2 separate regions of the Homo sapiens genome follow, and region 1 is linked to region 2. Evidence: chromatin loops called from intact Hi-C (ENCODE). Cell type or tissue: ovary. All regions are shown on one strand. Each heading gives the region's core, and the rest is flanking DNA. Links, peaks and the distances in the headings are about the cores only. Region 1 overlaps ZNF385A (zinc finger protein 385A). Region 2 holds the start of HOXC8 (homeobox C8).

What was found. Peaks named below come from ENCODE experiments on the same cell type or tissue, not always from the same donor. Only the 100,000 strongest peaks of a DNase experiment are listed, where the experiment ranks them.
Region 1: it touches region 2 in a loop (3-fold over the local background); 32 of 110 quality-filtered maps call a loop at or near these places.

What each region holds. Positions count from the first base shown.
Region 1 is chr12:54,368,100-54,373,421 of GRCh38, forward strand. It overlaps ZNF385A (zinc finger protein 385A), which reads right to left. Exons shown (of 7, transcript NM_015481.3): 4 at 3,374-3,616; 5 at 2,828-2,997; 6 at 2,527-2,622; 7 at 1,037-2,387. The coding sequence ends at 2,157. All of the region lies in intron 1 of GPR84-AS1 (GPR84, ZNF385A, ITGA5 and GTSF1 antisense RNA 1), which reads left to right. Among named protein-coding and RNA genes, the nearest start is that of GPR84, 6.3 kb to the left of the region's middle. In ovary, for the core only: CTCF peaks have their summits at 755 (motif pointing left) and 2,332 (motif pointing right); DNase peaks (open chromatin) are centred at 742, 1,353, 2,412, 4,222 and 2 weaker places; H3K4me3 peaks cover 1,929 bases; H3K27ac peaks cover 1,927 bases.
Region 2 is chr12:54,003,877-54,009,236 of GRCh38, forward strand. It overlaps HOXC8 (homeobox C8), which reads left to right and starts at 5,109. Exons shown (of 2, transcript NM_022658.4): 1 at 5,109-5,360. RefSeq lists a silencer at 2,216-2,285 and an enhancer at 2,516-2,595. In ovary, for the core only: a CTCF peak has its summit at 2,252 (motif pointing right); a DNase peak (open chromatin) is centred at 2,265; H3K4me3 peaks cover 866 bases; H3K27ac peaks cover 876 bases.

The DNA.
Region 1 (5,322 bases), core at 1-5,000, 360 kb after region 2:
TTTCAGCCTCACAGTTGACAAACCCAGGAGTCCCCCATTCCCCTCTCTTTCCTGTTTAACAGACATCATCCCAACTTCCCTCCTCCTTTCTTCTGCAAGACTGGGAAGTGGGTAGAGTGGGGGAAGTGAGCAGAGATGAAAGTCGGGAGGAACTCACATAGATTCTGGGTTTTGGTTTGGGCTTTTTTGTTTGAACTTCCTGCCTCTCAGTAGGGATAGAGGGGGTCAGGATTACTGGCTGCTCTTGGGAGTGTATGGTTGAACCACATTTTGGAGATAACGGAGAAACCATTTTCCTCACATACCATGTGAGAGACAGCTGAACAGTGTTTCCCTGTTCCACAGACCATTTAGGGGCCAGTTGAGAAGGTATTCCAGTATATCTGTAAATGGCACAGTCTCAGTTCTTCAGTCTTGGATACATGAGATCTTAATGAACCTTTGAAAGACTCAAGTCTCCTTATTTTGAAGACTGTGACACTGAGGTCCAGAGAGGGCAAGGACTGACTCAAGGTCACTATTTATGTGGGGCCAGAGCCTAGAGCTCAGATCCCCAGTCTCTGCCCCCCGTTTCTTCCTGTGCCTTGAGTCTCGCTGGCGTGGGTTTCCCACCAGACACACAAAAGCCTGGATTCTTTTCTTTGTCTGAGACTGAGTCTAGACCCATCTGCGTGGAATCTCGAAACACATTACAGGAGCGGCTTAGCCTCGGGCTTAGACTCCTTTTCCGGGTCGTTGGCGCCGCCTTGTGGAGTTGTGGCAAATTCTCAACAGCTGCAGCTGCAGTCCCAGACTTGGACTAGAAATGATCCCCCAGGCCAAGTTTACACGAGCTGGACGAGAGTGGGCGTGGGTGGGATGGGGAGCCTCTGCTCACTCTGCACAAGCCTCATATTTTGCCTCCCCCACCCCCGATTTCCGTTTCCCTCCTCCTTCTCGCTCCCTTTCCTCTTTCTGTGCCGGTCCCATACAGATACATTTAACGACAGAATTGCTCCCAAAACAGCGGGCAAAGACAGAGTCTGAGTCTAGGGGCGGAGGGCAGAACAAATTCAGACTTTATTGTCAGGGAGAGGAAAAAGGGGAGGACCGTGGGTGGGGGGCCTGGGTTGCTACATTGTCAAGCAGAAAGAGTTGATGGGAAGGGGAAGACCAGTGTAGGCCAGACCCCTCCCGGGTCGGCGGCTGAAGGGTTGACGATACGGAAACCACGGAGTCGGGGGTGGGGGAGAGGTGTCACACCCCCGCCCGAGTTGTGCAGTGGAGGTGACTGGTGGGAGGGGACAGCCATGAGGTCTAGGAACTTGGATCGGGGAGGCTACAGACTCGGCGAATCCTGCGAAGGGGAAGGGCGGGGGCGAGGCTTCTATTGCTTTTTGCTCACAGTTTTGCGGAAGGCGAGGCGGGGGTGGGCTTGGACTGGACACCCCTTGCCCCCCTCGGTACCCCTTGGGCGATGGGTGCTGGTGAAAAGAATGGAACCCGGACTAGGGAGGAAGAAGGCGAGGGAAAGGTCTATGGTGGCATCTCCTTGGTCCCACCCAAGTGCCGGAGATGCCCCCAAGTGCTGCCCCCTGCAATGGGCCCGGCTAGACCTGGGGCTAGGGCATGGTGCGGGGCGGGCACAGTGAGGTTGCAGGCGGTAAAACCAAAGTGCTTATGAGGGACCCAGGATCCCGCCTGCTCCCCTCCCCCTACGGAGGACGGGGGTGTTCACGGAAGCGCTTCAGTTTGGGGTAGGGAGCCGGAGTCCCAGAGTCCGCTTATTGCCAAGAAAATCCATTTCTGTCCCCCCCGGACCCCGACCATGGCTTGTGAACCCCGTTTTGTGCTAGGTTTGGGGGGAAGGGCTGGATGGACATGGCTTTTGGGAGGGGGGGTGTCTCCAAGGGGGCTCGGGGGTGAGACGGCCCCCCCTTTTCTAGGGGAGAGGGAAAGGCAGGGGGCGGGGTTCCCTGAGATCTGGGGTGTTCCCCCCCTTCTGAAGCCCCCCTCCCCCGCTACCCCTCCCCTTTCCTGGAACCCCGTATCTCGGGGTGGGGGGGGGGAAGGAGAGATCATTTAGGGAGTGCCGGGAGGAGGGGCGGGCTGGGAGCCCGGACGCCTGGGTCCCGGCTGGAGGTGGGGAGTTGAATGGGAGGGGTTCAGGGTTGAGGTCAGTACGGGGAGAAGAGGATGGGTCCGTGCGCAGTTCGGATGGGTCCGGGGGCCGGGTGAAGCAGAGGGTGAGTGATCGGCGGTCCCTGGAGAAGAGGTGCGGCTGGAGCCGGGCGCAGGGACAGCGGCGAGCCTGCTGCCGCTGCCATCACTGCAGCCACCGCCAGGGGGCTGGGGAGCAGGCCGCCCGCCAGGGACTTGGGCAGCTCCTTGGAGAAAGTCAGCGTGCCCTGAAGCGGGCGAAAGGCGGAGGAAGAGAAGTCACCCGGCGGTCCTGCAAACCCCACCTCTCCCTGGGCAAAGCCCGCGTCCCTCTCTCCTCCCCGCCCGCGCCCTCCCACTGCTGAATTCCCAGCATCCAGGCCTCACCGCCAGCTCCCCGGCGCCCCTAGACTTCTTGTGACGGCTCAGTAGTGGGTTGGGCTTCCCGGCCACGCCGTCTCGGTGCCGCCGGCTGGAGATGTGCTGCGGGGGCCAGTGGATAGGGGGCTGTGAGCTCCCGGAAAGGGGCAACAGCGAGGGAGTATAATCAAGCTCCAAGCACCGGCCCCCTCCCATCTGGCCCCCTGGGGAAAACTCTGAAGAAGGGCCTTTACTCAAGCTCCTTGCTCCCCTTCCCCACTTAGCGGGTGGAGCGTCCCAGAATTCCTGGGAAGGGCCTTAGACCCACCTGTTTCAGTTGGACCTCCGAGTTGACCTTGACATTGCAGATCTCACAGTGGAAAGTTCGGTCCTGGGCAGGAGCCTCTGGTTCCCCCGGGGTGGGAGGCCCCAGCCGAGGGTAAGCTTTGATGGGCCCGAGCCCACTTCGGGCCTCCAGAATTGTCTTGTGCTTAGTACCTGGAGCCCAGAGAGGGCAGGAGGTAAGGGGTGGAAGAAAAATTATCCAGGCCTACTGGGCCTCAGAATGCACATTCCCAGGTACAATATGAGGGGGAAGAGGGTGGGCACAGTGTGGGTTCTTTCTAACTAAGCTCCTTGGGACCCTCCCAAAGAGGTGGATCAGGAGAGAGTCATAGGTAAAGGAGTAAGATGGAGGGAGGAGCTGAGGAAGTAAAGGGCTAAGGAACAGGGGAGATGGCTGGAGAAGGAGACAGGCAGATAGGCTGATAGGTCTTAGATGGTCTAGGGATGTTGGAAGCCAGGGGCATTAGGATGTAGAGGCAGGGGTGGCCTGAGGACAGGAGAGTCTGGGTGGGGGCAGGGGAGTCCATACCTTTGTTATGTGCCTCAAGCTGGGACAGGGAGTTCACAGCCACCTTGCACAGAGCACAGTAGAGCAGCCGCTTGGCTTTCTCCTCCTCTTCCTTGCTACCCCCAGGCAAGGAAGCCGGGGCTGGAGTCCCCCCTTCACCCTTGGTTACACCCTGACCAGTCTCCGGAATGCTGGGAGGGGATGGGGAGCCAGGCTGTTTCTCTGGGGATCCTGGGGCTGGCCCCAGTCCATTCTCCATGGAAACTGTTGTTGGGGGAGAAACATGGGGATCACCCTAGATGGCTCTTGGAGAAGACTCTTCATGTGGAAGAGACCCCCCCCATTTCCTGGAGGGCAAGGGACCAGGAGTCCCCACCCTGTTACAACATGCATGCTCTCATGCCCTGGTCCAGAGCCAGATGTGGTCCAGCTGCCGCAGGCTGGGTGTGAAACTCCAATGCTTGGCTCATTCTCCATTAGCTGGGAATGGCCAAGGGGTCCAGCCTCACCAGCCTACCTTCAGGGTGAAGCTGGCAGCCAGCCCAGCCAGGGGGAGAGGCATGCAACAAGGATATACCCCTCAGTGGCCTGCCAGCCAGTCTGGGCTTCCTGCCAGGACAGCCCCTTCCTGGAGTCTTGCCCAGCCCCCAGGAAGTACACGAAAGAGCCCTAGGAAGGGGCAGAGGCAGGGTGAGGAAAGGTCTGGAGAGATAAACACAGGCATGGCAAAAGGGAAATAGAAACATCAGAACCGGAGAGGGAAGAAACAGGGATGTAGGCTGCTCTATAATTCATGGCTTGATTAAAGATGCACAGGCCCTAGGCCTCAGTGCTGGGTTCTGGCCTCTGTACAGGGGAAACTCTAGCGCTCCCATTCTTGCTCCAGCAGCTGATCCAGTTTCCGGGTCATGGCGAGGCTGGCAGTGGGGGTGGGGAGCTTGTGGGAGGGGAACTCCTCACCCCTCCAGGTACCCATTTGCTTGTTCATCCTATGTCCTTCCCCTTATTTCTCTTACTTTTTTCTGACATTCTTCACCTCCATCCCAATCCAGACAGCACATCCACATCTCAGTCTGGACAGGACTTCATGGTTTATAAAGCACGGCAGGTATAGTTATCCTGCCTATATCCTCAGAGATACTGTAGGAATTAAATGAGGTAATATGTGTAAAGTGCTATTCAAGAAATGTTAGCTATCACCATCATCATCATCATCCTCTTCCTCTCCATCTTACAGAGATGTTAACAAACTAAGATGATCAGGCTAAGAAGCAGCCAAAGTACAATTAGAACTCAGCTTCCCGTGGCCGGGGACGGTGGCTCATGCCTGTGATCCCAGCATTTTGGGAGGCTGAGGTGGGCAGATCACTTGAGGTCAGGAGTTTGAGACCAGCTTGGGCAACATGGTGAAACCCTTTCTATACTAAAAATACAAAAATTACCCGGGTGTGGTGGCAGGTGCCTGTAATCCCAGCTACTCAGGAGGCTGAGGCAGGAGAATCGCTTGAACCTGGGAGGTGGAGGTTGCAGTGAGCTGAGATTGTGCCACTGCACTCTAGCCTGGGCGACAGAGTGAGACTCTGTCTCAAAAAACAAACAAACAAAAAACAGAACTCAGTTCCCCCACCTGCCCGCCTGCCCACTCACTCTGACTGTGCATCCCTGAGGGGGTTCTGTGTGTGTGTGTGTGTGTGTGTGTGTGTGTGTGTGTGTGTGTATTGAGAATGGGGTCCTGGTTTCCAAGCTGGTAGTACAGATGTTTGTTTCTCATTCTTCTTAGGGTGGGGCAGGAAGGACAGGCAAGTATAAGGATGGAGATGTTAGGTCTCTCTGGAATTGGCCATGATTGACATCCGATGTGGTAATCCCAGGATGGGGGTGGCTCATCATATCTTCCTGTCTCAATATTCCTGCTTTCCAATTTCTTGGCTGCAAGTATGACTGAGGATGGTCACCAGCCATGAGGGAAA
Region 2 (5,360 bases), core at 170-5,169:
AGAAAAAGAAGAAAAACACAGTGAGAGAGAAGAGATGGGACATGGAAGGAGAGAGGAAAGAAAAGAAGGAAGAAAGGAAAGGAAGGAGGGAAGGAGAAAGATGGCAAAGCCAATACAATCAGAATTAGATGTAGTTTCTACTTCTCAATGCAGTCTCAGCTCCTCGATCCCCTTCTCCTAGTTCTTTTCTTCCCAATCTCTGTCTCCCCTACTCTGGTGTTTAGTTTGAATGTTTGTCTGGGGGTGACTGGGTCACGCTGTGCAGCTGCAGCATTTCTGGGGGATGGTGTGCCCAAGGCCCAAGGAAGCTGGCCAGAGATTAGCCAGGAGTGGGGTGCTCCCTGGTGGCCGTGGGACCCCAAGCGCAAAGATGTGGGGATGTGTGTGTAACAGTCCGGTGGGGCTGATCGGCTGTACTGCACCCCAGGGCGCCTTCCTAGAACCAGCAGTTTTAATCTGCTAATCAGAAGCAGACACAAGCTGCCGGGTATGCCTCGGCCCAGCGCCCCCTTTCTCGGAAATCCCCCAATCTGGAAACTGTTAAAATCAGACTGCTTGAAATATAGTCATTTAATATCTCAAGCTGCCCATTCTGCCAAAGGTGCAGGGTGTCGCTCTGAATATTTGGGGAGATACTCCGTGAAAAAAAATAGAGACCCAGCCCATGTGCTGCTCCCCGTAGCATCACCTTACAGGATGGTGAGACACTTGTAGGGACCAGCCCCTTCCCCATCATTTGAATCTCCTACTCTCTCCTTCTATTAAAACTCCAATGTCGGTGGCTGGAGGAGGGTAGGAAGGGGTGAAAATTTTGTTTCGATAATACTGGGGGGCAATCAAGTCGCAACAAGGGACTTCGCAGTCGCTGAAGCACCAGCTCCTCTTTCGAGCTTAGGAGACCGCCTCCCCAATTCCAGAAGCATTGTTTTCTTGGTCCATTTGAAAGGTGTTTTGCCTATAGTTTTTCTCCTTCCTCACACCTCTCTTTGGCCATTTTGCTGTTCTGGAACTCTGACTCCTGTTCCCCACCCAGTGGAGGCCAAGACACCCCTCTCTCCCCTGGTCGGGAGCGCTGGGATGCGGGCTTCTCTCCCAGACCGAGAGCGGCGTTTCCGGGCTTCCACCCCGCCCCTGCTCCCAGGCCCTGTCGCCTCCCCTCAGCGTCCATCAGCGCGGCCTGCTTCCTGCAGCCGGCCTGAGCGGCCTTACTGCGGGCAGGAAGGAGGGCCGCGGGCTTGGAGGACCCTGAGGAAAGCATGGGATGCAGAACAGGCCCACCCGGCCCGGCCCACTGTTCAATCCCAGCCCAGCCTGCAGGTCAGGATTGGAATCATTTTTTATTCGCTATCATTTACGAATTAACAACACAACACGCATCTGGGGAAAGAAATGAAAGCTGGGGGTAGAGAGGGGCTAGCAAACGCCCTCTTCCCCTAATCTTCCCCTCCCACCTCTCCTCTGCTCCTTTGTCAGAATCACAAAACCCTAAAGATTGTTCCACTTGAGAAGGCAGCGGATAGGTACATTTCCGCAGCCCCGAAATGCCACTTTTATGGCGCTGTTTGTCTCCCTGTTCTGGGTTCTCAATGGGGCCGAACAAAACAGCAGCGCGGAGCTGGCTAGACGTCTGGGCTTAATTGTTTTATGGTTTAAATAAGGTGGACACTTTCCTTTGAAATCGGATTATAGGAATGTTTTGTCTATGGCCCACGGAGAACAGGACCTCACTGGCTGAGAGGGAGAGGTGGAGAGCGCGCGCGCGAGAGGGATGGGCTACAAACCAGGGGTCAAACAGCCTGGAGAAGTCCGAGTCCCACCCCAAAGTCCTGCAGGCGGCGGCGGAATAGTCGGTGCGGGGCCAGCATCAGGGTAAGAGGAGGGAGGACTTTAGGGTGCGCGCCGCGGGCAAGCCGTCGTGGGAGCCTCGGAGCGTGCATCCGCGTTCGCGGAGATGTTCCAAGCCCAGAAATGCGCCTGAATGGGGGGAGATCGCGGCAGTTGCTTTGCTTAGAGTCTCTTAATTGGAGAAGGGAGGGTAACAAAAAGAGAAAACAGTGTGGAACCTTTCACAAGGTTTTATTTCAAGAACTTAGAAAACAAAAGAACAGCAGTCCTGGGGCAACTCCCAGGGAATCTCTCTCTTGAGCACCCATCTGGAGGTTCCTTCCTCCCACTTCCCACCTTTGGGGCAAGCCTGGGACCTCTTGTTAGCTTTTTCCCAGCCGGACTGCATTGGACCAAATGGACGCGAGGTGGCGCTGTTGCTCAATGTTAGAGGCGGCGGTGCCCCGGGCCGCCCTGGCCGCACTGACATTTGAGGCCCGGCCCGCAGCCGCTGCAAGAAGGCCCCGCGCCTCGGCCGGCCCGGCCCCACTGGCTCTGAGCAAATCAATCCTCTCACCTGCGAGGTGTAAATAATTCGCGAGTGGCAGCGGGAGATGGGCCCTCGATCTGGCAGCGGGCTCGGAAGGCTCAGGAGGGCAGGCATTAAAAATAATCGCTTTGTGGAGGAGATAAGTGCAAAGCAGGCAGCGCGTAATTAACACAAAAAGGCAGAATGACCCGGACAAACGAACATAAATCCGTGGTACCTATGAGGGCGGTGCAGGCCTCGGGGAGAGGGACAGAGACGGCCTCGGCGAGGATGGCTGCTTTCGGTTCCTTTATTTCCAGGCTCGGGGAGCGAAATAAACCAGATAACGTGTAAAAGAAAGCAAACAAACAAATGAAAGAACGGTGAGGGATCCCCAAAAGGGGAAACCAAGTCCGGCCAGGGGTTGCGGGACTGGTGGGCTCTCCGGGCAGGCGGCGGTGGCGGCACACTCGGGACAGTCGCATTCCAAGACACAAAGCCCCGGAAGAATAGCTCTCTGGCAGGGTTTTCGCTGGACCATAAAATGTCGAAATATCCCCCCACCCCACCCCCTAAATGATAAGGCGCAGGCCCCAGAGCGGATCCAGCCCTCTGGGCCTCCTTTTTCCAGGCTGGGAAGAGAAAGTATTTATGACAGTCTCCAGTGACCCAGATGCTGGGAGCCCAGAGTCCACTCTGTTCATCGCAGCACCCGAAGAGCAGGCTCAGAAAAGGCAGGGCTGGAGCCAAGGCTGAAGCGAGCTGTGGTACGGGTAGAGACGCCCTGTCCTGACCCCTACTGTTCTGGACCCTAGGGAGGCCTGCAGCCCTGGCACAGCCCTCTTCTGACCCTTCCCTCGTGCTGCTCCAATGCCAGAGTTCTGGGTGTCTAAGAGTTTGGGCAGCTCCTGAGATGGGGGTGGGATTCCCCAAATGCAGGGGATCCTGGAGGGAGCTCTTGCTGCCTGCACCAGTGAATCTCCTTTGGGAATTTGACAGAGAGTGGCCATTTCCCCAGCAATTACTTAGATAATAGGGGGACTGGGTTGGGTGGGAGGAGGTGTTCATTCTCTCTAAACCATCCTGCCCTGAACCGCCATTCCTTCTTCCATCTCCAGAGCTGGGCTCCGGATGGGGAAGGAAAAGGTCTGGTTGCCTAACCACCTCCTTCCTCATCCAACCCTGAAACCCCCAGGATGTGGAAGAAAAACAGGTAGCATTTTGCTTTCATAATGCAAAGACCTAAAGATGCATCTGTGTTTGTCAGGCATGTATGCATGTGTGCCTGGGTGTGCACATGTGCGTACAGTGTCTGTGAGGTGGCAGGGATGCTTCCAGGCATGTGTGTGCTAGTTTACACTGAGCATGGACTTGATGTGTCTCAGGGTGAAAAGTAGCACGTACAGTGTGTGTGTGTCCTGAGTGTGCTCTAGGATTTCCTGGGTGTAACAGCCTCACACCCTGGTGAGGGAGAGGACTGGAAAAATAATTCTTACTCATCTTTTTCATTCATATGCACACAGCATGCATGTATTCTCACCTTCTCCCTTTTTCTCTCTGTCTGTGTTAAGCCCAAATCACTGTACACACTTATGGCCAGAGAAGGGTGCTGATGGACTAAGGTTCTTTAATCCATTAGAATTAACTTGAACGTATTCAGTCTTGGGGATGGGGGAACCCTCCAGAGAAAGTGTGGATAAATATTTAAAGAGTGTCTGTTGATAGTTCCCATCCACATCCTGGCCTGGGCAGCCTGCCTGGGGAAGAGGGAGCTGCAGTGAAGCCAGGGGCCCCACCAGGCTGAGCTGGCATTTCCTATGGCATGGGGGTATGTGGGGACAAGTAAGAGGCCTGCTCCAGTCCCCTCCAACTCAGATGCAAATAGTCTCCTAAGAAGAAATGTCCTGAATCAGCCCAGCTAGAAACCAGGGACACACAGCTGCCCTTTCCTTTTAGTCTCCATAAGCAGCTTTGCTCTCAGAGCCCCTAGCCAAGCTTGTGGCCATTGCCTGGGTTTCCTGCTCCATGCAGGGGCTCGTGTCTGAAGGGGCAGTGTGGCCCTGACTGGGTATATGGAGTTTTCCCCAGCCCCACCTCCTCTGACCCTCTCCTCTACCCATAGCAGGTAGCAAGAGAGTCTCCTGGATCTAAGGAAGAAGACAGAACAGCTTCGGACCCTGGGGAGGGGCCAGGGGATGGAGGGTCTGATGCCTGAAGTATTTGGGAGTATGGTGTGCTTGTTCCTCCTCAAAGTCTCCAGACTTAGGGACCCCCTAGGAAGCCCATCTTTTGGGTTAGGGGCCCTGCTCTGGCTTGCAGGTATTCATCCCCTTGGAGGTCTTATACCTGTTGAGGTAACCTGGGTTGACCTGCTGGCTCAGGTATCTCTCTCTCTCTGAGAAGAAGGAAAAGAGAAGCGAGGCTGGGGGCGAGAGGCACCTTCACATCTAAATTCGTACCCTGGAAAACTGGCCCCAGCCATTAGCTGGGGCTGGCTCACCACCCCCCTACACACACCACACACCCCCATCCCTCCCCCTCTCCTCCCCTCCCCTTCCTCCAGGTCCCCCCAGCCCTGTACCCCTCAACCCCCGCCATCTCTCTCTCTCTCTCTCTCTCTCTCTCTCTCTCTCTCTCTCTCTCTCTCTCTCTCTCGCCTGTCTTCATGTCGTGGATTGATGAACGCGAATCGCGTGTAAGCGCCGCCACCGCCGGGAGTCTGAGGAATTCGCCTGGGCTGTTAGAGGAAAGAGCTAAGTGAGAGAGCGCGAGCTCTACCTACCGACAGTGAGGAGCGCCGCCGCCGCCGCCGCCGCCCGCTCGCCGCCCGCCGCCGCCGCCGCCCGCGCCCCAGCCCCGGGAGCTCTGCTGATCCGGCCGAGCTCAGCACCGAGGCGCCCCCCAACCTGCCCAGCCCCCAGCCCACCAGCCCAGCCCAGTCCCGGGGAGCCAGCTGGCCTGGGGTTCGGTCCCGGGGGGAGGGGAGTTTCGGGGGTACTGGGCGGGG